Linked DNA regions of Homo sapiens: all the other regions are linked to region 1. A link is a loop called in an ENCODE intact Hi-C map of the cell type or tissue named here. Cell type or tissue: PC-3. All regions are shown on one strand. Links, peaks and the distances in the headings refer to the core of each region. The heading gives the core; the rest is flanking DNA. Region 1 overlaps LINC01340 (long intergenic non-protein coding RNA 1340). Region 2 has its middle 76 kb from the start of LINC01340. Region 3 has its middle 150 kb from the start of LINC02234. Region 4 has its middle 47 kb from the start of RIOK2. Region 5 has its middle 110 kb from the start of RIOK2.

What was found. A loop is a pair of places that touch in the nucleus more often than their neighbours do. Peaks named below come from ENCODE experiments on the same cell type or tissue, not always from the same donor. Only the 100,000 strongest peaks of a DNase experiment are listed, where the experiment ranks them.
Region 2: a loop joins it to region 1, with 6 times the contacts of the local background. A loop is called at or near these places in 8 of 110 quality-filtered maps.
Region 3: a loop joins it to region 1, with 3 times the contacts of the local background. A loop is called at or near these places in 2 of 110 quality-filtered maps.
Region 4: it touches region 1 in a loop (13-fold over the local background); 52 of 110 quality-filtered maps call a loop at or near these places.
Region 5: a loop joins it to region 1, with 7 times the contacts of the local background. A loop is called at or near these places in 15 of 110 quality-filtered maps.

What each region holds. Positions count from the first base shown.
Region 1 is chr5:97,531,768-97,538,204 of GRCh38, reverse strand. The region is part of intron 2 of LINC01340 (long intergenic non-protein coding RNA 1340); the gene reads right to left. Among named protein-coding and RNA genes, the nearest start is that of LINC01340, 30 kb to the right of the region's middle. In PC-3, for the core only: a CTCF peak has its summit at 3,928 (motif pointing right); a DNase peak (open chromatin) is centred at 3,854; H3K27ac peaks cover 628 bases.
Region 2 is chr5:97,425,253-97,431,689 of GRCh38, reverse strand. No RefSeq gene overlaps it. Among named protein-coding and RNA genes, the nearest start is that of LINC01340, 76 kb to the left of the region's middle. In PC-3, for the core only: no CTCF peak of the experiment used is centred there; no DNase peak of the experiment used is centred there.
Region 3 is chr5:97,982,973-97,989,409 of GRCh38, reverse strand. No RefSeq gene overlaps it. Among named protein-coding and RNA genes, the nearest start is that of LINC02234, 150 kb to the right of the region's middle. RefSeq lists an enhancer at 2,476-3,675. In PC-3, for the core only: CTCF peaks have their summits at 2,897 and 3,098 (motif pointing right); a DNase peak (open chromatin) is centred at 3,149; H3K27ac peaks cover 952 bases.
Region 4 is chr5:97,227,450-97,233,886 of GRCh38, reverse strand. No RefSeq gene overlaps it. Among named protein-coding and RNA genes, the nearest start is that of RIOK2, 47 kb to the right of the region's middle. In PC-3, for the core only: CTCF peaks have their summits at 2,436 and 2,644 (motif pointing left); a DNase peak (open chromatin) is centred at 2,646.
Region 5 is chr5:97,293,746-97,300,182 of GRCh38, reverse strand. No RefSeq gene overlaps it. Among named protein-coding and RNA genes, the nearest start is that of RIOK2, 110 kb to the right of the region's middle. RefSeq lists enhancers at 2,158-2,217, 2,228-2,277, 2,318-2,437. In PC-3, for the core only: a CTCF peak has its summit at 2,896; a DNase peak (open chromatin) is centred at 2,892.

The sequences.
Region 1 (6,437 bases), core at 977-5,976:
TGGTTATTTACTGAACACCTACTGTTTATAAAAGACTGCCCTTGGACAATGAGAGTTAGAAAGAAATACAGGCAAGGCTCTTGCCTTCAAAGCACTTAGAAGCTCTAATGGGTAAGATAGCAAAGGAGTAACATGATACATGTAATGAATACTATAACAGGTCAGATTCAGAGGGACTCTAAGCTTAGGCAGTTAGGGACAGATTTCTCAACTGGACTTAAAGGGTGGACAACTCAAGTAATTGAAGCATCTTCCAGAGAGAGGGAACAGCATGAATAATGCCATAAAATAATGCACTCCAAAATGTGGTGCATAAGCAATCTGCAGCACAATCACCTTAAGAAAATGAAATCGCAGCCGGTTCAATGGCTCATGCCTATTATTCCCAACAATTTGCGAGGCCAAAGCAGGAGTACTGCTTGAGAACAGGAGTTCAAGAGCAGCCTGAACAACATAGGGAAACCCTGTCTCAACAAAAAATAAAAATAAAAATAAAAAATTAGCCAGGCATGGTGGCATGTGACTGTAGTCCCAGCTACTGAGGAGGCTGAGGTGGGAGGATCACTTGAACCTGAGAGGTCAAAGCAGCTGTGAGCCCTGATCACCCCAATGCACTCTATCCTGGGCAACAGAGTGAGACCCTATCTCAAAAAATATAAATAAATAAATAAATAAATAAAGAGAGAGAGAGAAACAAAATGAAAATAAAATCTCTGTTACCTACACTCCCACTTGAAGGTTCACATTCAGCAAGTCTGTTCTAGACCCCCCCAAAAAATCCGTATTTTTTATATAATAATGTATTATATATGTAATATAAAATATATATATATATTAACAGCACATCAAGCATTCACTGGCATAAAAACTAGAAAGCAAATATTATATTCAAATTAGACTAAAAAGTAAGGGAGGCCTGAGAAGGAGTTCTGAAAAGGGTGATTGGAAATAGAGTGTGTACTTCCTTGAGTATCAAAATAATGACTGTGGACTTTTTCTATAAGCAATAGAAACCCAAAGAAGTCTTTTGTGCAGAAGAGTAACAAGCTTAAAGTCATGTTTTTTGACTCAGCAATGATGTGAAGAACAGAGTAGAGTGGGCAGAGCGAGAGAGGCACAGGAAAGTAAAATGGCTCCTCCAATTGTTCAAACAGGAGGGGATAAGTTCAGATGTGGATGGAAGGTGAGGGAAGAAAGAAAAGTAAATCCCTGTTGGGAAAATGAAACCAGATTGTGATGTTCATAATCGGAAATAGAAAATTCTCAGTCTACTCCATTACCATGTTCAGAGAAAGACATAGGCAAGGCCACTGTCTGACCACAAAATGCTAAATTTACCTTTCTCTGATTCATATCATCTTTCTCTGAGTGTTTCCTGGAGTTTTTGTTTGTTTGTTTGTTTTATCAATAACTCCAGCATTTTTTAATTCTCTCACCTTTTAGATAAAAATTATTGACCTTCAATCACTGAATGTCCCTGATTCAAAAAATAGCCTTCACTTCCCTAAGCCTTCCTCAAAATCATCCATACAAACTCAAACCCAGTTAGAAGACCATCCCAAATTACCTCACTGAAACACTTGTGAGATTTTCCTAAAGTATGTTCTTTGCCACAGCAAGTTAAATAATTCTAGTTTTATTGACAACAGGTGTGTTCCTTCTGCTCTTTGGTTAGTTGGGTTCAATACGAAAAGAATGTCAACAAGGACAAATTACTAATACTGAGTAGTTGGTTGACTTAAGACAGATTAGAAATGACTTTAAAGTTTGAAGCCCAAGTGAATATAAAGTAACACTAATAGAAAAGAGATATCAGAAGTATGAGCCCATTTGCAACTTGAAGGGACATTTGAAATTGAATTTGAAAATTGAATGCAAAATTTGAAGGTACAACATGACATTCAAGAGAAAATGTCACGTGGGTAACATGTGTACAGGCCCCCAGGAATGGAGGAGATATCAAAGAGAGGTGGAGGTAAAGACTCATGCACAAAGGTGATTACTGGAATCTTGAAAATAAGGAGACCCTAGAGGAAAAAGAATGTAGAATTTAAAAGGTGGCCAAGTGGGCAGTAGGACATAGGGATCTGGAAGTTGTTCCTCTAATGAGCCTCAGATGTTGCCAACTACCTTCAACCTGTACAACACCCTGCTTTTCACCCATCCCGCTATGGCATTCAAAGATCCCTATTAAAGAATCCTCAGTGGTTTCTGACCAAATGACTTCTTTGCACGGCATCATGAGATAGATCAACAAGTCATCATCAAGATTAAAAGCCCCTATGTGCTTTGAGAGAGATCTAGCTTGCCTATTCTGCTGTGTTCTCAGGGCCAAATATAGTATGTTACATAGACACTCAAGAAATATGTGCTCAACTAGTGAAGAAGAGGAACAATAAAGCCCAGAGATGTTGGTCCACAAAATGCTGGGCAGTTAATCTCCTTATCATTTTTCTAGCTCTGCGAGCAATAGATAGAGTTCCTAGTGACGGGAAGAGAAAAAAAGATTATTTCAAAAATTTTACAATTGAGTATGATAGAAACCTAAAACAAACCAGGTACACTGAATATGAGGGAGCATCACCTTTCAAAGTATGCACCTCAGATAAACAGACCTAGATTTGACCCAGTTCTACTACTTAATACCTCACTTCATTTCTTTGAGCCTTCATTTCCTCAACAGTGAGTTGGAAAAGTAATGCCTACTTCATAGGATTGCCAAGAGTGTTAAAAGCTCTTGACACATGGTGTATGATTAATAAACAGTGGGAAAAACACAGCAACAACAAAACTATGAGATACCACCTCAAACTTATTAGGTGTATTAAAATAAAAACAGAAAATAAGTGTTAAAGAAATCAAAACTCCTGTGCACTGTTGATGCCAATGTAAGATGGTGTAGCTGCTGTGGAAAACAGTACGGCAGTCCTCCCAAAAATAAACATAGAATTATCTGTGGTTAGGACTTCTCACGAAGACAGAGAGTAGATTGGTGGTTACTAGAAAACCAGAAAGGTGGGAAAGGCAGAGGGTCAGATAAAGAGAGATTGATTAATGGGAACCAATATACAGTTAGAAGATACAGTTAGAAGAAATAAGACCTAGTATTTGAGACATGAGTAGGGTGACTCGTTAACATTAATTAACATTAATCTATTGTACCTTTCAAAACAGCTGGAAGAGAATAACTCAAATGTTCCCACCACAGACATAAATATTTAAGGTGATTATTATCTCGATTACCCTGATTTGATCTTTATACATTATATTAATGTATCAAATTATGACATGTACCATGAAAATATGTATATTCATTGTGTATCAGTAAAAAAAGTTTTTAAAAAATAGAATTACCAGATGATCCAGCAATTCCACTTCTGGGTCTATAGTAAAAAGAATTGAAAGCAGAGTGTCCAGAGCTATTTGTACATCCATGTTTACAGCAATATTATTCACAATAACCAAAATGTGAGAGCAACGTGAGTCCATCAACAGATGAATAGATTAGCAAAATATGGTATTCTGCATACAATGGAATACCATTCAGCCTTTAAAAGAAAGTAAATTATGACACATGCTACAGTATGGATGAATGTTGAAGACATTAAGCTAAGTGAAATAAGCTGGTCACAAAAGGATAAACACCATGTGATCCACTTACATGCAGTTCCTAGCATAGTCAGTTTCATAAAGACAGAAAGTAAAATGGAAGTTGCCAGGGCCTGGGGGAGATGGACAGTTACTACTGGATTATAGTTTTACTTTAGCAAAATGAAATGAGTTATGGAGATTGATTGCACAACAATGTGACTGTACACTTCTGAGCTGTACACTTAAAAATGGTTAACCACAATTTAAACAAACATAGCAATAGCAGCAATAACACATGATGAGAAAAAAGAATCAGTTGTGTCCACCAGAGGTCACCCTCACTCAGGGCCCAATAACAAGTCTTTTCAGAGCAGTGCCCTAAAGCTATGGTTCTGTTCAGTGCTGCCCTCAAGGAGGGCAAGATTGAATAAAGAGAGTGACCAAGTAACAAGGGAGGCACTTAAGTTACTTTAGAAAAGGCTGTTTTTCTCAGAATTATTCCCCACAGAAAAGGGGCACCTGGTTTAGACATCAAAAACCTTGTTTAGAAAACAGAAAGACCAAGGAGCTGAGATTTTTATGTTAATGCAGTGAGAAAGACGGGTGGGTGTTACAAAAAGAACATGACAAGAAAAGCTAAACTTCTGGAGAAAGAGTGTAAAGCTAGAGAGTTTTATGGAAGAGAAATGAATGGAAGAGAACACATGGAACAATGTTCCATGGAAGAGAAATGGAAACACATGGAAGAGAAATGAATGAGCTGAAAAGCGAGCCACATTTCTACATGAGGGCAAGAGTGGGTCATTACTGGGCCAGGGGGCAAGTTCTACACGACAGGGAGTGGCATCTGGGTTCTGTAGGCTGGCCTGAGCCATCAGGCTCCATCGTTCCCAGTTGTTATGGGAACTGTGTAGCTGCCTACTAGTTTCTCAGACCTATTTTAATACACAGAGGCAAAAGATCAGCACATTTTGGTGATTAGGAGGTCAGTGTCAGGCTTGGAGAGAATATTTTCAAAATGTTTGTGGAATTTGAAGTTATATTAACTACAAGAGATCAAAAAGTGAGAGTGAAATGAATAATGGAGGGAACAGATAGTGATCTTTTTTTTAAGAAAGCTGTTCTGAAAAAGAGAGAAATAAGATATTAGTCTTAGAGGTCAGCAGGAACAAGCATGAGAGATAGCAATGTTTTCTTTTCTTCTGTAGCAGGCCAATTAAGGTCCCTAATCCCCAAGACAGTCACACCCTGGGCCTCAGAATATGTGAATATCTTACCTTGCATAGCAAAAGGGACTTTGCAGATGTGATTAGGCTTCAGGAACTTGAGATGGAGAGATAATCCAGGTGAACCCAGTCTAATCATATGAAATCCTTAAAAGTGGGTAACTTTTTCTGGCTAGGTCACAGGTGCCACACTGCCAGATCTGAAGATGAAGGAGGGGGCCATGAACCATGGAAGGTAGGTGGTCACTAGATGTTGGAAAAGCAAGAAAACAGATTCTACCCCAGAGCCTCCAGAAGGAACCAACCCTGCCACCACCGTAACTCCAGCCCATGGAAACCAGTGTCAGACATCTGACCAATACTGTACAATAATGAATTTGTGGTGTGTTACATTTATGGTAATTTGTTACAGATGCAATAGCAAATGAAGACACTTGCTTACAAGAAAGCTTTTTAAATAACAAAAGTACAATGTAGAAGAGTACAAAATTATGTATTACAGTATTAACTAAAGCATTAAATGGGAGGTTACTAAACACACATCCCATATGTCAAAGTGCTACAGATATACCAGTTAGTCTAGCCATGAGAAGACTAAACAACTATTATCAGTATGTTTCTTTAAATGGGAATTTATGAGTCTTTTTTTTTTTTTGAGACAGCCTCGCTCTTGTCACCCAGGCTGGAATGCAATGCTCACTGCAACCTCTGCCTCCTGGGTTCAAGCGATTCTCCTGCTCAACCTCCTGAGTAGCTAGGATTACAGGCACCTGTCACCATGCCCGGCTAATTTTTGTATTTTTAGTAGAGATGGAGTTTAGCCATGATTGCTAGGCTGGTCTCAAACTACTGACCTCAGGCGATCTGCCCACCTCAGCCTCCCAAAGTGCTGGGATTACAGGCATGAGCCACCGCACCTAGCCATGAGTATTAAATAAAACTAACATAACAAAGAAGAGAAAAAGAAGCATACTTGAGGAAAAATTATTGCTTCTAAATCAGAAGCATCTATCATTTATTCAACACATATCTATTGAATACTTCCTCTGTGATCTGCTCTATAGTAGGCTGTGGTGATAGGACAAAGAAAACAAGATGGACAAACTCCTTTTTCTCCAAGAGCTCACATTCTAACGTTAGACTAAAACAATAAAGCAATAAGCATATAAAAATATGTCACATGACAAGTGCCTGATAGAAAAATACAATGGAATTTGGGGATATCAGGTGACTGAAGGAAATGCTAATATCAAGGATGGCAAGGGAAAGACTTTCTAAAAAGCTGGCCTAAGAGATGCTACCTGAATATAGTAGAGGAGTAAGTATATGCATATCTGGGGACACATGTTCCAGGCAGAGGAGATAGTAAGTGAAAAGGCCCTGGGGTGTGTGCACATTTGGCAAGCTGAAGGCTGAATGAGCAGTGCCCTGTGTGTAGCCAAATGAGAAGAGGAAAAGTGCTAGGAAATTAGCTCAGAAAGGAACAAATATATGTATGGGGAGACAGATAACATAGAACCTTATATGCCAATTTTAAGACTTTTGCTTTTACTTTAAGACATGAAGCCACAGGAAATAGAGTTCTGAACAGAGCTGTGATATAATTCAAGTTAAACATTA
Region 2 (6,437 bases), core at 518-5,517, 110 kb after region 1:
TATGTCTAATAAATTATGTCTCTCATTCATTTATATGCCTACCATAATTCATGATACATTCTTCTAGGTACTTAGTATATATTTTCTGATTTAATAAGTAAATGAATGAATAATAGTACAATATATTAGGACAGAATGAGATGAAGGGGGTTGAGATTTCAAGTTGAAAAGTTTGTATTTCTCAGCAATGGCAAGTGATTTTAAAAACTCAACACACTGATGGCTCTCACACCTGTAATCCCAGCACTTTACGAGACTGACGTCAGGGAGATCCCTTAGGGCCAGGAGTTCAAGACCAGCCTAGGCAACATAGCAAGACTCTGTCTCTACAAAATAATAAATGAAATTAGCCTGGCATGGTGGCATGCGCCTGTGGTCTTAGCTACTCTGGAGACTGAGATGGGAAGATCTCTTGAGCCCAGGAGGTTGAGGCTGCAGTGAGCTATAATCACACCACCACACTCCAGCCTGGGCAATAAAGTAACCCTCTATCTCAAAAAAAAAAAAAGGAAAAGAAAAGAAAAAAAGAAAGAAAGAAACTCAACATAATCAGATATGTGTTTTACACTAACTCTGGCAGTGCATCTCTGGCAATGTCTGATGTGGAAGACAAACTGCAGAAGAGAGAAACATGTGGCAAGTAAATCAGTTAGTAGGCCATTACAAGTTTCCAAGTGAGGATGATAAGAGAACAACAGAAGGAAACACCAAAGATGGTCATTTGAGTGGGAAAATGATAAATTCAGTTGAAATATAAAGTATAAAAGTCTTAACTGTCTGTTGGGAATATGGGTCTGGATATGAAAAGATATTTTAAAATCACAGAATTTTTAGAATTAGAAATCAGCTACTACTCTTCCCCCACCTTTATTTTAGCTTTCGAAACTGATGTGAAGGACAGATAATTCAACCCAATACAATTGGCTCCAACTTCAGCGTTACATGTTTAGAGGATGAGAGTTAATATTACAGAAAGATAACATTTTCTGGGGAGAGGCTATACAATGAAAGTTTATGAAGCACCAGAACCTGGGATTTGCAAAACTGTCTCTCTATAAAGCAAGAGCAAGAAGGAGAGCCAGGAAAGGAAAGGAGGAAAATTAAATGGTCTAACTTTTAGAGTCTCTTAATGGTAAAATTCTTGCTTTTTACACAGATCTGCATTCATTTCCTCAATTTATTTCAATAACGTTTTTTGTAACCTACTCAATGTTAGGTACCACACTAGGTGCAGAGGCCACAAAGATCAATGATAGAATTGCAAAGAGGCACACATGTTTGCTATTAGCTAGGAGCCCATATGAACATCTTGCACATATTTATCTATCTAGTTTTCACAACCACTCTTTGAGATTGAAACACAGAGTGGTGAAGTCACTTGCCCAAAATCACTCAGCTAGTTAATGGTAGACAAGGATTCAGATCTAAGCAGTCTGTCTCTAGAATATGCTAATTACTAGCTCCTAATTGCTACACTATGTTGCCTCTGAAGACATAGTTCCTGTCCCAAGAAAACTTGGGACAAAATATCCCAAAATAGGGAAGCACATGTATTAATTTAAATAAAATTAAACCAGTGGGGTAATAAATGCTTGGAGTGCAAACAAAGAATTGTGGCATGAGGGATCAAATACTTTCAATGTTTCTAGTGTTTGTACTGGGTTACTATGATTTTCCTTACAACACTGACATTCTGGTGTAAGTAGTCAAGGAATTCACTGAGGTTTCTTTGAATCTACACCTCCCAATGACTTTCTATGATAGTCAATCACGGCACCAAAAGTCATTTCATAGTCAGTGAATAGTCAGTGTGAAGCTGATCCAGAGCCCAAGATGTATGCCTGTAAAAGCAAGGAGAAAAATACCTAAGAGTCAGACAGAACTGGGACTAGAATAAAGAAAGACAAAGAAAAAGAGAGTGCCCAAAACAAAAATTACATTTCCCTAGCTTTTCATCTGGCAACATTTAGCACATCATACAGTTAGTTGCTCACTTTGCAGTCTTTACAAAAGAGCAGCATTGGGTATTGAGCACTTCGTTATATATTGGCTACACTTTCCTGTCATGTTGCCTTTATTCTAGAAGGGAGTAAGAGAGGAGTAGGAATTCTCCATAAGAGAAGATCTGACCAAATAATAGTCGATTCAATGGGTTTTCCCCTTTGGGTTTGCAAGTAAGGGTTTGCAGGGCCTTCATGTTATTTTACCCTCTCTTCTCCATTCACCCTGACTAAAAAACATGTCCTTGTATTAAACTCTGAGAGAAAGAAATCAAACATGATTTAATGCTCTGTGTTTGACAACAATATTCAATGAAGTAATTTGTATGATTTACAGAGATATAATTTCCTCTGAAAGAAATTACACATGCTTAAAAATAATTTTATGATATAGCATAGTTGTTTAAAATTTGGCATAGATACATGCTTAAACAAATTATCTTTGCTTTCAGAAAGGAACAGAATAGTTTAAAGATCATAAATATTAAAAGAACAAAATGATTTTTTTTAAATCAGGGGCAAATTTACTTAGGCCTGAGTACAAATAGAGACCGTCCACATTTTCAGGAGGACTACAAAAATCAATCTATTGATTTTAGATTTAAATACTTGAAATAAAGACTATACATATATTTCAATCCAGTTATAACGTTACAAATTCAATATACATTCATAATGTTTAAATTATATATACAAATATTTTGGATAAGAATCAGGTTCTTTCCAATTATTTATCTCTCAAATGTCTAGAATTCTAAGTAGCAACCCTGGTACAGGCATCATTGCAAATAGTATGTATCATGAATATGTACACTGTACAATTCTTGCCATTTTTATTTGCATTCATTTTGTACTAATTAAAAAATACATTAGAAATGTCTTTCTCATTCTTTATACTCAAAGTACTTAAACAGTAAAATTAATCATCACTTGAATTTCATATATTATTTTTCAGAACTGAACATTTTAAAACCACAAGCAAATTACAATATAAGAAAAATTACACTAAATTTTCAATTAAAGTTTGAAAGAATTTTTCAGTAGGAGCAAACAAATATAAGGGAAAATAATGGCTCTAAAAAACAGAACTTGAAAATGTCTACTAGTACTATGTCTTGTTCAGAACTAGGCACTCCAGGAGCCAAAATCTCAAATGCCTACGGGTTCTAGGCTGACAGTAAAAAGGCAGAGGGCTGAATCCATGTGAAGACTATGGGAACTCAGAGAAAACAAGCTTTGACTAAAAGGGGCAGTTTCTACCAACTCAACACATAGTAAAGCTGACTCAACGTTGCTGGGTCATCTTTAAGAAAAGAGGAAAACTTAGAATAGTTTATGAAATGTTGACAATCAATTTTTTTAACTGAATAATGTTCAGGACAAATCTTTCACTCCAAAGTTTCTCTGATCATGGAATGTAATCCTTAAACAACAAATGTTACCTTCCACAAATCACTGTATGATTTTAAGTGAATGTGATTCCACATCAATCTAAAATATTGTGTGCTACAAAAAATTAAAATCAATTCCAAGATTTATCACAAAAATGAAAAAAAAACCTAAGTGTCCCTCTTTATATTTGGCAGCTCAAAAGATTTTCGTAGATTCAAAGAGAGAATGAGAATTCAAGGCTTGCCATAGATGTCTAATGCTCTGTGTCTATACAGCTATATGTTTCTTAAAAACCTTAATTGTTTTAGAAAGTATTTAAATGTAGTAAATGTTAATAGCCCCACTTACAGTGGTGAAATGAAGCTACAGATCTTCTCCAAAAGAAGCGGTAAAGAGGAAAACAGAAAAACCACTCATTTCACTTTCATATTATTCTGTATACTAAATAAAAACCACAGAGCAAAACATTTGTAAATGACTTACGGAAAATGGCACAGTGTGTGCATCAACTTGTATGCCAATCTAATGAACTTTACCAATCATTTCACACACCACCAAGGAAAAGGTTGTGCTCTTACATTTTTTTAAAAAAAAGGGCAAGCTATTTTAGCTTTTGTAGTGACCTATAAACAAAAAGGGCATCTATGACACAACAAAAACATTTCACTCACTACCAGACATAGCAACCTTCTGCATTTATAATACCTTTCTACTTTGAATACTACATCATTTTAAGAAAACTCTGTATTCTTAACATTCCATTATATTGGTCACACGGCAAACCACCCCATTTGGTCTGAGGCAAAAAAAAAGGAGAAAGTTTGAACCTCTAGCACCACAATGGGGTGGGAAATTTGGGAGCACTCCCTCTACTGTCTCCAAGGAAATTCTGCTCCAACACCTCAAACTCCATTCTCTTGAAGGCTGGGAAAAGGTAATCACTAAAAGCGGGAGAGAAAAAAAAAAACTTCATAATTTTTTAGCATACCCAGAATAGGTTGTCTAGCACTTCTATTTGGCAGCTTTTATTTTGCTCTTGAAATCTGGAGCCTCAGTAAAAAGCTGAAACAGGAAGAATTATATTTTTACAAACCATTTCATGTTTAAATGCTTATTAAGTCTGGGTGTAGATGCATACAAAGTAAAGAAGTTCCAGTGTGAAACTCTGGGATAAATTCAGTATCTAAGGGTAAAATGACAAGAAAAGCTAGTCAAAGGGGCAGAACAGATTAATCCATGAAAGGCAAAAATGGAGAAAAGTTTAGGAGAAAAGGCATCAAGGGTGCTTAGATTCCACAAAGAAATTAAGATGAAAACCGAGGAGTAGATTTTTTTATATGAGATCATTCCTCATAGAAGTAGGAGACCAGGTCATCTTTGAGAGTAGAGGTGGTGGGGTGTACCCATCTATAGTAGCATTCTGTAGTCTATGCTTTCTGCCCTTAGTTTTCACTCCATTTTTGCTGTTCTCCTTGGCCTAAGGTAATATTCATTCAACTCACCTTAGGAAGTTATCAATTCTTCACCCCAACACCTCTTAGTACTTCTACACCTATAGTTACAGACAGATCCCAGCAAACTTCAGGGAAGGTGTGACCCAGGAGATCACATATATTTCCCCAAAATTGCAAGATTTTGCTAATATATTTTTGCAGAAACCAGAGGAATATATTTGAAAATGAATTCTAAATGTCTTAGACCAAGGAGAATAGAAGATAATATTAGATTAAGTTTGAGTTTCTTAAACATTCAGATATGTACTGACCATATAACCCAACAATTCTATTCTAGTATTTGGTCCAGAGAAATGAAAACATATGTCCATGAAAACTGAAAACGAATGTTCACAGCAGCATTATTCAGAATATACAAAAGCTGGGAAAAACCCAAATGTCTATCAACTAGTGAATGGATATACAAGCTGTGGTATATCCGTGCAATGGAACACTACTCAATAATAAAAAGGAATGAACTATTGAAAAAGACAACATTATGCTAAGTAAAAGAAACCTTTTACTTAGCAAATAATAATAATCATACTATATGATTTCATTTAAATGAAATTCTAGAACAGGCAAAACTAACCTATCATGATGAAAGTTAGATCAGTAGTTGCCTGGAGGTAGGGAGTTAGGGAGATTAACTATAAGTGAACACAAGAAAAATTATTGTATAAATTTCAAAAGTCCTTGATCCATATACTTAAAGTGTATGGATTGTACTGTTTTTAAATTGTAATTTCATATGTTGATTTTTAACGGATTACATTGAATTTATTGATATGAGTACACTTTCTGGAAATTCTGAACTTCATTTTTTAGTTCAAGCAGCTGAGAAGTGGCTATAATCATTTTTTTGGTTAGTTAACTAAAAAATTATCATGACCTACGGTTAATTAAGTCAAGAAGCTAGAACTCTCTAGCATCATTGGAAGAATCCAAAAACTTAAGAAATGGATTTATCACATTCAGACTACACATCCATCCCCGTTCCTTATACCTTAGAAGGCTTTCCTTCACTGTGATGTCAAGAAATACATCAGAAAAGTGAGCAGCAGCATCCTTAAAAAGTTCTGTGGTGGAGGTTGCCCTCCGCAGGCTGGGGATGATAGTGGGAGACATCACTGTTGAGACTGGCTCCTGACAAAAGCTGTGATGATGAGACCCCAGGGTGAAAGGGCTACTTAGCAGCACTGACCCACCAGAAAAAAAGTGAGTAAAATCACTACAATGAACAGCAGGAAAAAGTAGTAATTAGAGCGACCTAGTCTGCAAAGATCTTTGCTATGGCTAACTGGCCATGATGTCCTTAGAAATAAAATAGGTTCCCTGCTAAAATATTATTTATATAATATTTCAGTGTACATAACACAAAATAGCTTAAGAATGGATGGGTAGAAAGCTAAATAAAGGTGAGAAAACTGACTTATCCAGTTCTCAGACCTAAGCCAGATCCAGAGTTCCTTGGCCAAAGAGAAGACATGGTCCTCTTGAGAATGGACCTTGCAACATAGTCAAAAAAAATGTGCTGAATTTTTTTCAAACC
Region 3 (6,437 bases), core at 739-5,738, 450 kb before region 1:
CTGGTCTAAGAAATTATGAAGATAAATACTTACCTTTCTTGCTTCATCTGAACTCACTATGGGTTTACTGTAAATACTTACTTACTTATGTCCCCTAAGGGAAAATATGAAACAACAACCACTCCCCCCCCAACTACACACACCACCCAAATATAATAACAATAATTCAAATTATTGGGACAAATTTGATCCATGTCATGCTGGTACTATGCCTGACTCTACAAACACTGCCACTTTTTTTAAATCTCTAATGAACAAATTTTCTTTAGTCTTTTAATCTATTCAGGTAGTAACAACGCTAATATTTTCATTTCAGGAAAATGAAAACAACAAATGATATGCACTAGCTTGAGGAATTCTTACTCAAGGTTTAATTTTCTTTGACAGTTCAGATTGTTCTCTGTGGTATGAAGCCAGAAACAGCTGATAAAAATGCTTTATATATGCATATGTTCACACACCAACATACATGATTAATCATATTTGAATATGACACACACACACAAATAGAAATATACACTTACAATGTTCAAATCAGTAATCGATTTAAAGCATCTTAATACCCTATTTCAATATTCTAAAACTCTATCAAGACATATTACAGTGAAATAATCTGGATTTAAACCACATATTGTGAAATAATCTGGATTTAAACCACATATTATGAGAAGAAATATTTTTATTAATTTTTATTGAAAATATACCAAAACTTTAAATAGATACACAAATGGAATCTTGTGATAACATTTTTGAACTACAGGATACTTTAGTTTGGTAAAAACACGTTTCGTGCCAGCAGCAGAATATACTATACCAATTTCCTCCTTTTTACAAAGATTTCCCTGCTGTATATGGTAAAAAGTTCTCAGAAATCCTAGTTCCAAAAGCTTCCCCATGGCTCCAGTGTATGATACCGATTTGGTTCCTTCACCTTGGTAATGTTGTTAACCTTTTGGACACCAGTTGAATTCCGAACTGTTTGTTAGAGTCTAGTGACTGGTACTTGGATGGGGTGAGAAATTTTTTTTGTGGGGCAGGAGGTATTTGTTTGTTTTTTTTAAAAAAATCTTTATTTTTTATAAAAAAAATTGTAAGGTACAATATGCATATATAATTTACCATTTTTACAATTTTTATGTGTACAGTTTAGTGCTGGTTGGGGAGTTTTATAATGTGGAAATTCTTGGAAGAGTATTTAACTCTGAAACACAGGTCTGAGCTCCATCAGACCAATAATTGTGGGAAATCAGGGCTCCAAAGTAAAAATAATGCTGCCACAAATAATTAATTGTATATACGAGCAAGAAAAATGAAACCAGGGAGAAGCCTTGTACCACCTAAATAGTTTTCTTTCCAATATATTTGTAAGGGAAGCATTAAAGAGGAATTAAAAAGAAGAGTGAGATAGATACTTTTTTTTCTATTTTCGTTCACCTGAGCCTTTCAGAGGCTTTTCAGTTTTTAAGATATTTTCTATAAAAAAGAATGGCTGAGAACATAAAAACTTTCTGAACTTCCTTAAAGTAAAAACCATTCAATAGATGAAACAATACAAATTTGAAAAATAAGACATTTTAAAATTCAAATTTGTAGCAGCACAATTTCAAAAAGAGAAAATTGGAAAAGAAGAAAAAAATCAATAATACTGTTTTTAAAACCGATACTTGGCTTTGTATTTCGAATATCAATGCCATATGGCTACCTTGCTCTGGATCTGGAAAACCTTATGACCAAGGAGTGAAGTTCGAACAATTCGATGAGACATTAGCTTCAAGTTAAGTGCCGCTCACCTCTTCATTGACCATTTCACAGTTCAAAGTCGCAATGGATGAATATTTTTTGTACTTGAACATCATAAAATGGAATTCAGAAAGGGCATTTCTTAATGTATATTTATTAAGCTACTACTGAAACTTGTTAGCCCTAAAAATCAGCATTATTTGAAAGTACAAAATATCTTGCTTTATGTGGTTCCCGGTCATTTCTTTGTCACAATGTCTTTATTCTTTAATAACTGTTTCAATTATTTTTAATTATCACTTCAAAAGAAACATGAAATTGTACACAATTATGTGTTGCCCCTAAAAACAGCATTATTTTAGGAGGATTAAGTTTTTAAGATTTCTACAATAAATTGACATTGAAATTCAGGAGCAGTTTTGTTTGTTTGTTTACAGATGAGGTCTCACTTTGTTGCTCAGGCTGGAGTTCAGTGGCTATTCACAAGGGGCAATCATGGTGCACTACAGCCTTGAACGTCTCAAGTGATCCTCTTGCCTCAGCCTTCCAAGTAGCTGGGACTACACCTGGTAAAAGTAGATTCATTATTACATCTTTTAATTTATATTTATGCTATATTCTATTTTTGTATATTGTAGCTACTTAATTTTCTAGAAAATGTTAAGAAATAGGTAATGGATGAACAAATACATCCACTTTTATACGGAGTCTTGTCATGCTAGTCAATCAATCAGTTTTATAGTATTTTACCTCTCAATCAACCAATTAATTGCTTGAATAAACTTAGCCACCTGGACTTTAAGACTAGGCAATCTAAAGAATGAGATACACTTCAATAATGCAAAGACATACCTAGAAGAAAATAAGGACACTTCTTTACATCTGCTTCTAATCCGTTTCAAGAATTAGGTAGTTAAGAAGTAAATTAGGAGGAAGACAATAGAATTGAGTAAAATTCTAGAGAGGTATTAATGTCCCTTGCATTTAAACTGAAGAGACAGAATGATCTATTACAGAGCTAAAGAGCATGCTTTCTGGAGTCTAACATGTATCATTCTTAATTCTACAACTTTCTGTCTGTTTAAGTTGTTTTACCTCTCTGAGCCTCATCTAGAAAATGGAAATGCACCTATCTCTTTACACTTTGGTGAATGTAGAATGAAATAATGTATATAAAAGCATTTAGTAGAGTGCTGAGCACAAAGTATGTATGTTTATTAAATTACTGTCCTGAAAAAAAATCATTTCTGTAGAAAGGAAAAGTAGGGAGGATGAAAAGTGGAGGAAGTACCTGGCTTCTGATAAACAACATATCTGGCTAAATCTCCCTTTAGATGCCTCATAGGGTCCTGCTTTGCCAGTAGGTGACACTGTCATGTCATTAGGAAGGATTTGCAAAGCCCATTCGTGACCAAATGAAACAAATTCCTGGATCAGTTAGTCATGTTCGCCCCGATCACAAAGGGAGCAGAGTCACTTTTTTCTCACGCATGTTCATCACTTCTCCCATTTAAGTTGCTCTCCATCTAAGCTGCTTCTCCCAATTCTGGGTCTCCTATCTCACCAATACCTTCTGACAGAACATCCACTTCTTTTTTCTCATTTTTATCACAGATATCTGAAGCTGAAAATATTTCTGAAAATCAGCAACATCACCTTATTTTTCCTTTAAAATCTGAAGAAAGCAAAACAAAACACAGTAAAAAAACTATGGTATCAATGAGAAAAGGAACACTTACTATGCCAATGCTTAAAGGAACTTTACAAGAGAAAGTACTTTCTTCTTCTCATGAAGCAAGCCTATTTTATATTTTTAACAACTACCATTTACTAAGAGTATACAGCAATGGTGGGAAACACTGGCAACAGCTATGATTGGAATACTTAGCCACATTTTCAGAGTGGGCATATCATATAAACCCACCCTGTGCAATGATCTGGACAGTGATGATGGGTAAATGGTTTTGAGTGGGTTGTTTGTTCTCCAGAAGTGGCAGGAGATGGGGGTCCCATTTCGTTCAGATAGTCCTGAATGTTCACAGAAAAGGAATCATAGAAAAGAGATCACTGCTGGGGGAAAAAAAGAAGATATTAATTTTATTCTGTAATTTGGGAAATCTTGGTTGAGTATTACTTCTGTTAATACTACAAAAATATACTTTTTTTCCATTTAAAAAGATACCCTGACACGTCCATTATTTTTAAAGTGACATTTAATTACAGGGATGCTTAAATAACACCATCATTGTCAATGAAAACTGGGAGGATTTATGTACAAAATGTTTCTCTTTCTTCACAGATAAACTTTAAACTGCCTTTTAAGTTAAAAGTGATTTTGTATCATACATTTTCTGTGTAAAGCTTAAACTTTTTGCACTTTATATTGTTATATATTTTTTGGTTAAAAGTTAAGATTTGCATATAGACCTACAGTGAAACCCCAATTAATAACTACTTTACATAGAGTACTGTCTTCTTTAGTGTTTCTTGAGCTCCAAATTTTGGTTTAAAGTCTAGGAAATTGTTTCCTGGAAAAAAAATCTCTAGTTGTTAACTAGTCAATACCCATTCATTTTTAAAATACATGTTCTGAACTAAAAAGAATAAAATGATTACTGCCAAGTTGGCATTTCAAGTGATGTGGTGGAATCTATAGTCTCAGCCTTCCCATTTAAACCACTGCTGTTGGAAACAGCAACGAGAAAAGAATGCACAAAGGGTGTCCTTCCGTTTAAATTAGAAATGATCAAAATGATAGGACTTCTCAGAGAAATGTGGGGTATTAAACAAACGGACAGAAGGGACCATCCCTCCCCAAATTCACTGGGGAGGGACACAAATCCTTAGTCAAAGCATACTGAAATAACTTCAGTGATCACTAAAAGCTCTAATTTTTTGTGTCATTGCTAATCAGTGGTCCTGACACAAAAAAAGATATTTTCATATCTAAAAATAAGGAATATACCAGATAGAAAGCTGGGGCAGGTGTCACCTATTTCCATGTGTCCCATTCCTAGTTTCTTCTGATTTGTGTGGCTAGACTTAATTAATATGCAAAAACTCATTTAACATTTTAGCATCTCAAAGAGAAACCATTGAATATCAAACTGATAAGAAATGATAGTATAGTAATCCCCCCTTATCCACAGGGGATACCTTCTAAGATCTCCAGTGGATGCCTGAAACTGCAAGTAGTACCGAACCCTAGATACACCATGTTTTCCCTAAATGTACATACATATGATAAGGTTTAATTTATAAATTAAGCACAGTAAGAGATTAACAATATCAAAGAAGAAAATAGAAAATTATAACAATGTACTGTAATTAAAGTTATATAAATGTGTTCTCTCTCAAAATATCTTGTTGTACTGTTCTCCCTATTTTCGGATTGTGTTGACCACAGGTAAGTGAAAACTCAGAAAAGTGACCCCACAGATAAGGGGAGACTCCTTTACATTTGGTCTAAGCCAAGACTCCAGTTCCTCTCTGTAAATAAGAGTGGCATATCCTCCTGAAACAGGATCTGAGGAGTAGCAAAATGCAAGGTGTAGGATGTGAAAAGATGGAAGACGTGTTTGCAAATACAAAATGCAATCAAAGTTTCAAATAATGTTGAATTCTATAAATTTTAATGTTTCTGCTTCCAGTAATTCAAGTAAGTATTCATATCAAAGGAGAATGTATATAGTGAATTACTCCAACATTCAATATTTCCACTAGACTATAGACTCTATTATTATAGAGTATGAATTTATTTTTTTCAAACACAAAAATTGGTGTGCAGTAGATGCTTGATAAACACTCAACAAATAAATACATTTCTGCTTATTTTTTGCAATAATTAAATAGCAGGAACATGTCATAAATTTGTTTCAAGATTAGTTAACTCTAAGTTTGATAGAGTTTAATGTTAAGAGAAATTACCGAAGGGGTAATAGGCAAACAAAGGTAAGATTTTGTGGTGGAAAAACATTTTTCAGGGGTGGCTATGAGGGAATATATTGGAAAGACCCTACCAAATGAAAAAGCACTTATGCACTTATATAGCATTTAATATGTGCAGGGTCCTGTTCTAAGTTCTATACAAATATTAACTTTTAAAATACTCATAACAACCCTATAATCTATACGCTTTTATTATCCCCACTTAAAGATGAAGGAATTGAGAAAGAGAGAGGTTAAGTTGCTCAATTTCATATAGCTAGTAACTGGCAGAGATGGGATTTAAACCCAGTAAGTTTGGTTTCAGAATCTGTGTTCTAAGCTACTATATTTATTTCTCCTTGAAAAAAAATGTAAGGTTATTACCATATTTTTCATATATAGGGCTGCATTAGTTTCTTTGGGCTGCTGTAACAATTGCCACAAACTGGATGGCTTATGACAACAGAAATATAGTCCCTCACTGTTCTAGAGACTAAAAGAAGTCCAAAATCAAGGTGTTGGCAGGGGTATGCTCCTCTGAAAGCTCTAGAAGAATCCTTCCCCTAACTCTGTGTAGTTTCTGGGGTTGCTCATAGTCCTTGGCCTTGCTTGGCTTATAGCTGCATCACTCCAATTTCCATGTGCCTTTTGTGTATGTCTTTCTGTGTTCTCTCCTTGTGTTATAAGGGCACCAGTCACTGGATTTAGGGCCCATTCTAATCCAGTATGACCTCATGCTAACTTGAGTATTTCTGCAAAACCCTTATTTT
Region 4 (6,437 bases), core at 462-5,461, 300 kb after region 1:
CATTTAAAATACACATATTTCAAAGGTATTTTAAATAACTAAAGACAAAGTGTTATGCTCGCAATATCACATTTTGCATCATAGAGTCTATTCGCTTCTGCTAGCAAGATTGGTACTAAAAGCAGGCACTGAATACTAATTTTAACAATACAAAACAACTGTTTTCATCTTTATACAGAACAAATATTAATTGTTTTCACACACGACTCTGTTTCTGTCAATATAATTATAGGCAATTATAATGTCAATTAATGAGAACTATATTATATCTTCACTAGATTGAAACAAAACTTTTAAACAAAATGGGTTCTACTTTATTGACAGAATTTCCAAAAGAAAAAAGTTTATACAAAGCCAATAATAAATTAATACCCTTCAAATATGTGTCATAAGTTTATGAAAGCCATAATACCTATTTTTCTAGATTGTTCCGTCAGATAATATAAGAACAATAAATATTAGAATATGTTATTATAATTTTTAACCAATTTTTATCTTTAGACTTAAAAGACTAGACAAAGACAAAAGGAAATAAATGCAGATGATTACAGTTTACTAGTCTGGAACATATTCTATGTTGAAAGATGAGGAAAAGTATGAAAATCAGAGAGATAACTGGTCTATCAGTCTGGATTTTATTTTTCATTTGTAAGAATCGAGAAACTCAAAGTAAATAGACTTAAACAAATTTTTAAGGGAAGAGAAAGATTTATTAGCTCATATCAAGGAGCAGATTTATATTCACAAACAGCCTAATACAGGACTGAAATATAACCAGAATCCTCCTTAACTTTTCTTCCTCTGGGTTGCTTAATTTTTAGGCTTCACATGGTAGCCCCTGAGAAATGCTAGGCTCTCCCTTGAATCTTTAATACTTATAAACCTCAATAATCACATCACTAAGCTCAAAGGAGGAAAGAAAGTATTTACCCCAACATTCCCACCAAAATCCTCCTGGGGTTTATTCTAATTGGACCAGTTTGGGTCACATGCCCTAAATGATACACTCCAAATGACTTGAGCTAACTGAGTCTCACCTCTGGAACTAGGTGTGAAGTCAACCCACTAGGGAATGTCGCCAGGAAAAGGGGAACATGGGTATTGGCCAGCAAACCACCACTATAAAAGGGTATGGCAAATCCCCAAATGCTGAACATATTTTTTCGGTATCAACTTCCGTTTTTCAAGCCAACTTTAAAAAATAATGTTAAAGAAATGTGCTTACTTTGATTGTATTGATTTTCTATAGCTGCATAACAAAAAACTTGGAGACTTAAAATAACACCCAGATGGAAGGGAGCCATGGGGCAAGGACCTCAGACTGGTCTCTAGTGGCTGACAGTGGGCCCCAGTTGACAACCACCAAGAAAATCAAGACAACTACCATAAGAAACTGAATTATGACAAAACAAAATGAGCTTGGAAGTGGACCCCAAGCTCATTTTGTTTTGTCATAATTCAGTTTCTTATGGTGGTTTTCCTGGTTTTCTCGCTGGTTGTCAACTGGGGACCACTCTCAGCCACCAGAGGCCAGTCGCAGGTCCTTGCCCCATGGCTCCCTTCTGTCTCAAAACCACCAATAGAGAACCTCTCTCAAGTTGAATCCTTCTCACATCTCAACTCTATCTGACTTCTGTCTCCGATCTCTAGAAACAGATTTAAAGGGCTCACATAATTAGGTGAGATTACCCAGATAATCTCCCTAATTTAAGGATCTTAATTCATCTGCATTTGGGATCTTAATTTATCTGCAAAATCTCTTCATAGCAGTACCTACATTAGTGTTTGGCAGAATAACTGGGTGAAGATGTATATGTACACCTGGGTCCAGAAATCTTGGGGACTATCTTTGAATTCTGCTGCCCACATTAGTGTATATATATTAATATATACACTATATATATATATACACACATATGTACGTATGTATATATATACATATATACACCTGTACATATATATATACATATATACACATGTACATATATATATATACACATATAGCTTTTAAGAAGTATGGGATGAGAATGGGCTGAAAGAAATGGAGGCGGATTTTGTTTTCTTAATAAATCCATTTGTTTTCTGGAACTACCACAAAAAAAAAAAGAAGTCTGTGGCACAAGGGAAATAGTCTAAAATTTTAAATTGCATGAAAAATAGAAAAGTAGAACCAAAGAGAACAAACTGGATGTTATGGTTCTTGTTTTGATTGGCTTTTTGGGTTTTGGTTGGCTTTCTGGTTTTTGTTTTGCTTTGCTTTGTTTTTTAGCAAGTCAAGTGACACATCTGGAACCTTAAATCAAAATTGTTTTTAAGGGGGAAGAAAGTTTATCTTTCAGAAAGGACAATACAATTATATAATAACTAAATTTGGAGCATAAGTCAAGCTCATTCTATGCTTTCTTAGAAAATAAAGAGGTAAAGCCAAAGAAATCTTCCCTAAAAACTCCAAATCAAATATGTTTATGGAAGTTCTAATTATCTTGGATATTTTCTGGTTAAAAGCATGTCTTGTTAAATGTCTCAGCTGTACAATACATTTTTAAAACGAAGAGAGAGAATGAGCAGAATGAACTACTTCTAGTCTTTTAAGAAACAAAGCTGCTCTTATATTTTCACTCCGGGTTGGTGATGTAAAAGTAAAGCACTGCCCCCTAGAGGAACAAGGACCTTCTAGAGCAGGCAGCTATTTCACAATCACGTAATGTTACACACATAATGTCCTAATTTCAGGTAGATGTCTTCTTTAGGACATAGAAGAAAAATAGAAAAATGTTGCAGTGTAAGAAATGCTAAAAAAATTTTAAAGACGTTTCAGATTTTTTTTCAAGAGATTACAGATTTGCTAAACTGTAATTTGGGGGGAGCAATTCATTTATAAGCTTTCAAATAATATTTTTGCATTGCAATTACAGAATAAACATTTGTCTTAGAGAATAGGAAGTTTTTAGTCTTTCTTCTTATAATTTTTTTTGTATAGACAGGGGTCTCTCTATGTTGCCCAGGCTAGTCTCAAACTCCTGGCCTCAAGTGATCCTCCCACCTCAACCTCCCAAAGTGCTAGGATTACAGATGTGAGCCACTGCACCCAGACTAGTCTTTCCTAAAATGTGCAGCTTTACATCTACCAGACTTTTCCCACAATTATTACAACAGAACTATGTGTAAAACATATATGATCTTATCTAAAATTATAAAGAAAAGTGGGAAACAAAATTGACCCACATGATTTTGCTACTATAGTCAAACTTACTATTAAAACAAGTAAGAAACAGAGGAAATCTAAAACTTCAACAGCTAGATTTGGCAAATCATGTCAAAAATTTCCCCATTACCAGGAGAATTCAGCATACTCACATTGTCTCTGAAGTCAAAATCAGAAACTATAACAAATCATTCAAATGTCTAGGTCTCTGTTTTTAATATAATTAATTGGGTGTTTTCAAATTATTCTCCCCAGAACCACAACTAGGAAGAGTTCTGGGTACTTATCTATGCTTCTACCAGAGCAGTCTTTATTTTATCTTCCTTTGGGGCTCCATACAAACTTTAAACAGAAGAAATGGTTCTTAGGGCTTTAAAAAAGAAGGAAGGAAGGAATGAAAGGAAGGAAGGAGACAGGGAGGAAAAGAGAAGGAAGACAGGAAGGGAGAAGAAAAAGCAGCTTGAAAACTGTTGGGGGAGATCTCTTTAAATTCCTCTCTTGTACAACTCTATTTCCTTCATTTTTGTCTCTCTAGGGATGGCAGCAGCAAGGGTCTGGATGCCTCAGGCTAGTTCCTAAAATAAGAGATCATACCAAGTACAAACTCGAGCCAGGCACAAAGAGATAAAATCCTGGTAGGGCATTCTACGCATGTTCTTGGTGTGGATTCTACATTGTAGAAAAGACTCTTACAAAAGCACACTTCATTTGAAGGTTGTCACTAAGAAAAAAATAAAATACACAGTAGAAGAGCACTTTACAATGGCGGCAAAGCACACTGTATGATAAGAAAGATGTCATCACGTAACATGGTATTTTTCTTCCTCCGCGCATATCTGCCAGCCAGCTCACACTGATTTTTATAATTAGACATGTCCCTCTTCCTTCCTGTCTCACCCCAAGTGCCATAGTATATTTACAGAACTACAAATATATCACAAGATAGCAGGGTGAAACATTTTATTGAACTATTAAGGAAAATTGCCAACAGAAGTTTCTGTTCTGCCTCTGTTGATTTTCCACAAGCAAAGGATTCAACTACTCTTTAGGACAGGATCTGAAAAGCACAGTCTTTTCTGCATCTTCAGAATCAACCATACTGTACCATAAAAGTTTCAATCAATTGTTTTGAATGCAAAGGTTATTTGACCAGGGCATGCAGAATTTTAGGATATAAACTATTTGTACTCATTTAGACGTGAAATCCAAACTGGCCAGGCTTACCACACAAAACTGGCTTGTTTTCATTCTTGCTCCATGAGGCAGTTACTGTTAACAGTAGGTAGCTAGTCAGGTATGAGCAGGGCAGAAGAGGGCTCCCACACACACACACACACCAGGAGTGTTGGGCAAACATCAGGTGATGGTCAGGCAGTTGTTAACTGTTTCTCTAAAGTAATAATTGGTCACAGCTGGCACCAGGGAAAAGCCGTCTCCTAAAAGATAGAAAACACCTGAAACTGATCAGCAGCTTCCCAGTAAGACCTCAGGAGTGGAGAGAAGTAAGGCAAGACCCCGGAAGTATGTCAACCTATAAAACCCCATGTCAAGAGGTCAAGCTGTGCACTTGGTTTCTCAAGTCAACCCCTTGGTCCTCTTCCCAGTTGTACTTTCCTTCTTTTCTTTTCTTTCCTTTCCTTATTGTTCTAAAGCTTTTTAATAAACGTTCACTCCCGCTCTGAAACATGCCTCAGTCTCTCCTTCTGCCTTATGTACCCCAGTTGAATTCTTTCTTCTGAGAAGGCAAGAACTGAAGTTGCTGCAGACCTATATTGATATGCCACCAGTAACTCAGTGTAACTTAGATGTCTGCTACCGCTGACATTACCACATGTGGCAGCACCTCCACAGACGAAATAAAAGTCTTCTTGAATAAGTTTCAGAATATCTCCTTCACTTTCTCCTGACATTCAGAGGTTGCTTACTACCCTAAAGTTTTGATGAGGAAGCAATTCAGAAGCCCTTCTATTTCCTTACCCCTCCAGTTAAGCCAAATCCCATCATTGCTCCACCTCTTCAGCCTCCACCCTCTCCTGTCCTCTCCTCCATACCCATCTGATAGGCCCTAAATCCCTTCTTCCCCCAGCTCAGTCAAGGAATCTTCATCTACTACAAAATAATCTGCCTTTATATAAGAGGGTTTAAAAACAACTCTCCCAATTAAGAAAATGTCTGATATGACTAAGCAGAAATACATTTAGAATATACATAAAATTAGAAAATAAGATTTTATCCCAGAACTTCTTCCAAAAAAAGAACAGAGATGTTTTAAAATGGTTGATCATTTGTGTCACACCAAGCTCTCAATCCAAATCCTATCCATGATTTTCTTTCTCACAAGTTTGGAAGAAATAATAATATTATGTTAACATCTTCAATAAATCATTTTTATAATGTAATCATGCTTTTCAAAGATTTCCCTAAATATAATAAAATCCTTTGTGTCTGGCTGCATGGCTGGTTAAACAATCTATAGAATGAATATTGAGGTTCTGAGAATGTCCAAAGCTTCCTGGAGGAAAGAAAATGAGTCTAGCATGGTCTGAATATTTGTTGTATCCTCTTAGAATTCATATGTTGAAACCAAATCTCCTTGTGGTGATATTAAGAGGTGAAGCCTTTGGGAGGTGAATAGGTCATAAAGACTGTGCCCTCATGAATGGGATTAGTGCCCTTACAAAAGAGGCCGGAGGGAGATTTTTCAGCCCTTTTTTGCCATGTGAGGACACAGCAAGAAGGCATCATTTATGAGGCAGAGAGCGAGACACCAAATCTACCAGCACCTTGGTCTTAGACTTTAAAGCCTCCAGAACTGTGAGCAGTAAATCTCTGTTGTTTATAAATTACTCACTCAAAGGTATTTTGTTATAGCAGCTTACATGGACTAAGACAGAGGCCAACTACTGTTCCTTGTTGAGAACCAAAGGTCCCCAAATTATTTATTATTCTTGTACCATTATAACAATAATTTATATTTATTGTGTATTTACCATGTGCCACATACTGAAAAAGCACTTGTTTACATATTAACCAACTCTAAGACTATGATTATCACCAGCATCTTACAGAGGAGGAAGAGGAACACAAACAGGTTAAGTGATCTGCCTATATTCACTAGCAAATGAGTGGCACAGCCAGGATTTAAACCCAGGCAGTCTGGTTCCAGGCCTCAACTAGTAATGAATATACTGAGACGCCTCCAAAAAGTCTACTGAGAAGTGGTGGTGTGCCT
Region 5 (6,437 bases), core at 735-5,734, 240 kb after region 1:
CATTTGACCCAGCCATCCCATTACTGGGTATATACTCAAAGGATTATAAATCATGTTGCTATAAAGACACATGCACATGTATGTTTACTGCAGCACTATTCACAATAGCAAAGACTTGGAACCAACCCAAATGTCCATCAATGATAGACTGGAATAAGAAAATGTGGCACATATACACCATGGAATACTATGCAGCCATAAAAAAGGATGAGTTCATGTCGTTTGTAGGGACATGGATGAAGCTGGAAACCATCATTCTCAGCAAACTGTCACAAAGAAAAAAAAACAAACACTGCATGTTCTCACTGATAGGTGGGAATTGAACAATGAGAACACATGGACACAGGAAGGGGAACATCACATGCTGGGGCCTGTCGTGGGGTAGGGGGAGGAGGGAGGGCATAGCATTAGGGGATATACCTAATGTAAATGACGAGTTAATGGGTGCAGGACACCAACATGGCAACCTACCCTACAACTTAAAGTATAATAAAAAATAAAAAAATAAAAAATAAAATAAAATCAATTATGACAAACAAGCTTTTCTGATCCAAAAAAATTAAATCTAATTGATATTTCCTTAATTTCATTTTTTTTAAAATTTAAAATTTGAAATGAAAATATCACTTTAAATCTGATAGTATTGATATAGGAGTTAAGAAGGAATTACTTAGGCTAATAGCAAGAGCATGAGAGCCCTCGGTAAGGCTTTTCTTTTTTTTTTTTTTTTTTTAATGAAAAGCAGCCCCACATCATTTTCTGTAAAATCAGCCTGTAAAATCAGGCTGCAGACACAGATAAGCAAGCTGGGAGCTTGCCTGGGTCAAGGCCAGCAGCAACTAGGGACTAGACATGTTCAAAATGGCGGCTTCATCTTCCTTCTTCTTTGTCAGCCAAGAGTATAGTAAAGAGCAGACAAGATGGCACTGATCAACTGGAAAGTCCATTTGCATAATAATATTAGGGTGGGGCCACCAGCCTTCCCTGTGCACTATGTAGACATCATATCTGATAGAACCAATCTGTGAGCCCTACATACATCAGACACCATCGTCTCCAGCCTGCCTATAAAATTTGCTGCAGTCCGCTTCTCTCCTCTCCCCTTTCTTGTGTCTATCATTTCCACTCCTTAACCCACCCACATGTGTCCGTGTCCTGAATTCTTTCTCAGCACACAACAATAAACCCCCAGGTATATATCCCATGGTATATACCTGCTGCTTGGTCGTATGGTTGCTTCAGTATTAAATACCAGGGCCAGGCATGGTGGCTCACGCCTGTAATCCCAGTACTTTGGGAGGCCAAGGCAGGCGGATCTCGAGGTCAGGAGTTCGAGACCAGCCTGGCCAACATAGTGAAACCCCGCTCTACTAAAAATACAGAAACAACCTGGGTGTGGTGGCATGCACCTATAACCCAAGCTACTTGGGAGGCTGAGGTAGGAGAATTGCTTGAACCCGGGAGGCAGAGGTTGCAGTGAACCGAGATCATGCCACTGCACTCCAGCCTGGGCGACAGAACAAGACTGTCTAAAAATATAAAAAATGAAAATAAAGAGCTTATGTATTAGACAGACAAAAGAGGCATAGCAACATGGCCAAATTCTCTAGCGATCACCCCCCTGCAGGAACACCAAATTGAACAACTATCTACACAAGAAAGCATCCTCATAAGAACCAAAAAAAAAAAAAAGTGAGTGATTACTGTACCTGCTTTTAACAAAATATCAAGGAAAGAGGCATTAAAGAAGGTAGGAAAGGCAGTCTTGCATTGCCTATACCACCCTTCCATCATTTCGTGGCAGTACAGTCCAGATAATTACTATGCTTTGGGAAACCAGAGTGAAGTCAGTGTTGAACTTTGCATTGGAACTCAGTGCTACCTGTCATAGCAAAACACAATGCAAGGCAGAGAGCTTTGCTGGTATCGACAGGAAACATTTAGACCAGCCCTGGGCCGGAGGGAAACTCTCAGCCCCAGCAGGAGGAACCCAGATCACAGCTGGTTCCACCACTGGCTGACTAAAGTGACCTAGGGCCTGGAATAAAACTGAGTGGCCATCTGGCGAAAAGGACTACTGTCCTTGGGCAAGGCCTGGTGCTGCACTAGTCTCAGAGGCAATAAGACTTGGGGTGCATGTGACCCAGTGTTATACCAGCTGTGGCAGGTAAGAGAATAAAACTGAGTGGCCATCTGCCCAAAGGACTACAGTCCTTGGGCAAGGCCTGGTGCTGCACTAATCTCAGAGGCAATGGGACTTGGGGTGCATGTGACCAAGTGTAACACCAGCTGTGGCAGCTAAGAGATTACTCATGTCACCCCTCCCAGAACTCTTGGCAGTGCAGCTTGGGGAGAGATTCCTACTTGGGGAAAAGAGAGGGAAGAATACAGAGGACTTAAGTCTTAGAAGTTGGGTACTAGCTTAGCCACAGTAAAATAAACATCAAGAAGAGCCCTAAAGCTCCTGACTCTAGGCCCTAGCTCCTGAACAGCATTTATACACCGACCCTGGGCCAGAGGAGAACTTGCTAACCTGAAGGGAAAGACACAAGCCTGGCTAGACTCATCACCTCCTGACTAAAGTGCCCTTGGCCCTTGATAAACATCAGCTTTAGCCAGGCAATAGTGACCACAGACCTTTAGCAAGACCCAGTCCTGGGCTGGTTATAAGTTGGACCCAACAGGGTCCCAGTCATGGTGGCTATAGGTGTGCTTTTGACACCCCTTCCCCAACCCCAGGCAGTTCAGCACAGGGACTTCATTTGTTTGGGGGAAAGCAAGGGAAGAGAACAGGAGTCTCTGCCTGATAATCCAGTGAATTCTCTCAGATCTTATCCAAACCACCACCAAAGCGGTACCACTAGGAGTCTCTGTGACTCTTGTCACAGAGGCACCTCTGTGACTCTTGTAGAGTCACAGCGTTACTGGGCTTGGGGTGCGCCCTAATGTAGATATGGCTGCACTGACCAAAATCTTAGATCACAACACTCAATTCGCTTTGAATACTTGGAAAGCCTTCCTAATATGGGTGGGTGCAAACAAGTCCAAACTGCAAACATTGTAATAAACACCTAGCTCTTCAATGCCTAGACATCAATTAATGTCCACAAAGATCAAGAGCATCCAAGAAAACATGACCTCACCAAACAGACTAAAGAGTGACAGAGATATACGAATTTTCAGACAGGGAATTCAAAATAGCCGTCTTGAGGAAGCTAAACAAACTCCAAGATAACACAGACAAGGAATTCAGAATTCTATCAGAGAAATTTAACAAAGAGTAATTGATTTTTTAAAATATCAAGCAGAAATTTGGGAGCTTAAAAATTAAATTGACAAATTGAAAAATAAACACAAAGTCTTTAGCGAGCAGAATTGATCAAGCAGAAGAAAGAATTAGTAAACCTGAAGATAGGCTGTATGAAAATACAGTCAGAGAAGACAGAAAAGAGAAGAAAGCATACCTACAAGATCTAGAAAACAGCCTCAAAGGGTCAAATCTAAGAGTTGTTGGCCTTAAAGAGGAAGGAGAGAGAGAGAGAGACAGAGACAGAGACAGAGAGAGAGAAGTTTATTCAGAGAAATAGTAACAGGGCTTAGGATTGACTTGGCGATGCGGGCTCTTTTTTAGTTCCATATGAACTTTAAAGTAGTTTTTTCCAATTCTGTGAAGAAAGTCATTGGGTGCTTGATGGGGATGGCATTGAATCTGTAAATTACCTTGGGCAGTATGGCCATTTTCACGATATTGATTCTTCCTACCCATGAGCATGGAATGTTCTTCCACTTGTTTGTATCCTCTTTTATTTCCTTGAGCAGTAGTTTGTAGTTCTCCTTGAAGAGGTCCTTCACATCCCTTGTAAGTTGGATTCCTAGGTATTTTATTCTCTTTGAAGCAATTGTGAATGGGAGTTCACTCATGATTTGGCTCTCTGTTTGTCTGTTGTTGGTGTATAAGAATGCTTGTGATTTTTGTACATTGATTTTGTATCCTGAGACTTTGTGGAAGTTGCTTATCAGCTTAAGGAGATTTTAGGCTGAGACGATGGGGTTTTCTAGATATACAATCATGTCATCTGCAAACAGGGACAATGTGACTTCCTCTTTTCCTAATTGAATACCCTTTATTTCCTTCTCCTGCCTAATTGCCCTGGCCAGAACTTCCAACACTATGTTGAATAGGAGTGGTGAGAGACGGCATCCCTGTCTTGTGCCAGTTTTCAAAGGGAATGCTTCCAGTTTTTGCCCATTCAGTATGATATTGGCTGTGGGTTTGTCATAGATAGCTCTTATTATTTTGAAATACATCCCATCAATACCTAATTTATTGAGAGTTTTTACCATGAAGGGCTGTTGAATTTTGTCAAAGGCCTTTTCTGCATCTATTGAGATAATCATGTGGTTTTTGTCTTTGGTTCTGTTTATATGCTGGACTACATTTACTGATTTGCGTATATTGAACCAGCCTTGCATCCCAGGGATGAAGCCCACTTGATCATGGTGGCTAAGCTTTTTGATGTGCTGCCGGATTCGGTTTGCCAGTATTTTATTGAGGATTTTTGCATCAATGTTCATCAAGGATATTGGTCTAAAATTCTCTTTTTTGATTGTGTCTCTGCCCGACTTTGGTATCATCACACTACCTGACTTCAAACTATACTACAAGGCTACAGTAACCAAAACAGCATGGTACTGGTACCAAAACAGAGATATACATCAATGGAACAGAACAGAGCCCTCAGAAATAATGCCACATATCTACAACTATCTGATCTTTGACAAACCTGACAAAAACAAGAAATGGGGAAAGGATTCCCTATTTAATAAATGGTGCTGGGAAAACTGGCTAGCCATATGTAGAAAGCTGAAACTGGATCCCTTCCTTACACCTTATACAAAAATCAATTCAAGATGGATTAAAGACTTAAACGTTAGACCTAAAACCATAAAAACCCTAGAAGAAAACCTAGGCATTACCATTCAGGACATAGGCATGGGCAAGGACTTCATGTCTAAAACACCAAAAGCAATGGCAACAAAAGCCAAAATTGACAAATGGGATCTAATTAAACTCAAGAGTTTCTGCACAGCAAAAGAAACTACCATCAGAGTGAACAGGCAACCTACAAAATGGGAGAAAATTTTCGCAACCTACTCATCTGACAAAGGGCTAATATCCAGAATCTACAATGAACTCAAACAAATTTACAAGAAAAAAACAAACAACCCCATCAAAAAGTGGGCAAAGGACATGAACAGACACTTCTCAAAAGAAGACATTTATGCAGCCAAAAAACACATGAAAAAATGCTTACCATCACTGGCCATCAGAGAAATGCAAATCAAAACCACAGTGAGATACCATCTCACACCAGTTAGAATGGCAATCATTCAAAAGTCAGGAAACAACAGGTGCTGGAGAGGATGTGGAGAAATAGGAACACTTTTACACTGTTGGTAGGACTGTAAACTAGTTCAACCATTGTGGAAGTCAGTGTGGCGATTCCTCAGGGATCTAGAACTAGAAATACCATTTGACCCAGCCATCCCATTACTGGGTATATACCCAAAAGACTATAAATCATGCTGCTATAAAGACACATGCACACGTATGTTTATTGCGGCATTATTCACAATAGCAAAGACTTGGAACCAACCCAAATGTCCAACAATGATAGACTGGATTAAGAAAATGTGGCACATATACACCATGGAATACTATGCAGCCATAAAAAATGATGAGTTCATGTCTTTTGTAGGGACACGGATGAAATTGGAAATCATCATTCTCAGTAAACTATCACAAGAACAAAAAACCAAACACCGCATATTCTCACTCATAGGTGGGAATTGAACAATGAGAACACATGGACACAGGAAGGGGAACATCACACTCTGGGGACTGTTGTGGGGTGGGGGGAGGGGGGAGGGATGGCATTGGGAGATATACCTAATGCTAGATGACGAGTTAGTGGGTGCAGTGCACCAGCATGGCACATGTATACATATGTAACTAACCGGCACATTGTGCACATGTACCCTAAAATTTAAAGTATAATAATAATAAATAAAAAAAAGAAATAATAACAGGGAACTTTTCAAACACAGAGAAAGATAAGAATACCCAGGTACAAGAAGGTCACAGAATACCAATAAGATTCAACCCAAAAAAGATGATTTCAAGGTATATAATAATCAGACTCTCAAAGGGCAAGGATAAAGAAAGAATCCTAAAAGCCACAAGAGAAAAGAAGCAAATAACATATGAAGGAGCTCTGATATGTCTGGCAGCAGACTTCTCAGCAGAAGCCTTACCAGCTAGGACAGAGTGAAATGACATATTCAAAGTGCTGAAGGAAAACAAACTCAACCTAGAATAATATATCCAGCAAAATTATCCTTCAAACATGAAGGAGAAATAAATACTTTCACAGAAA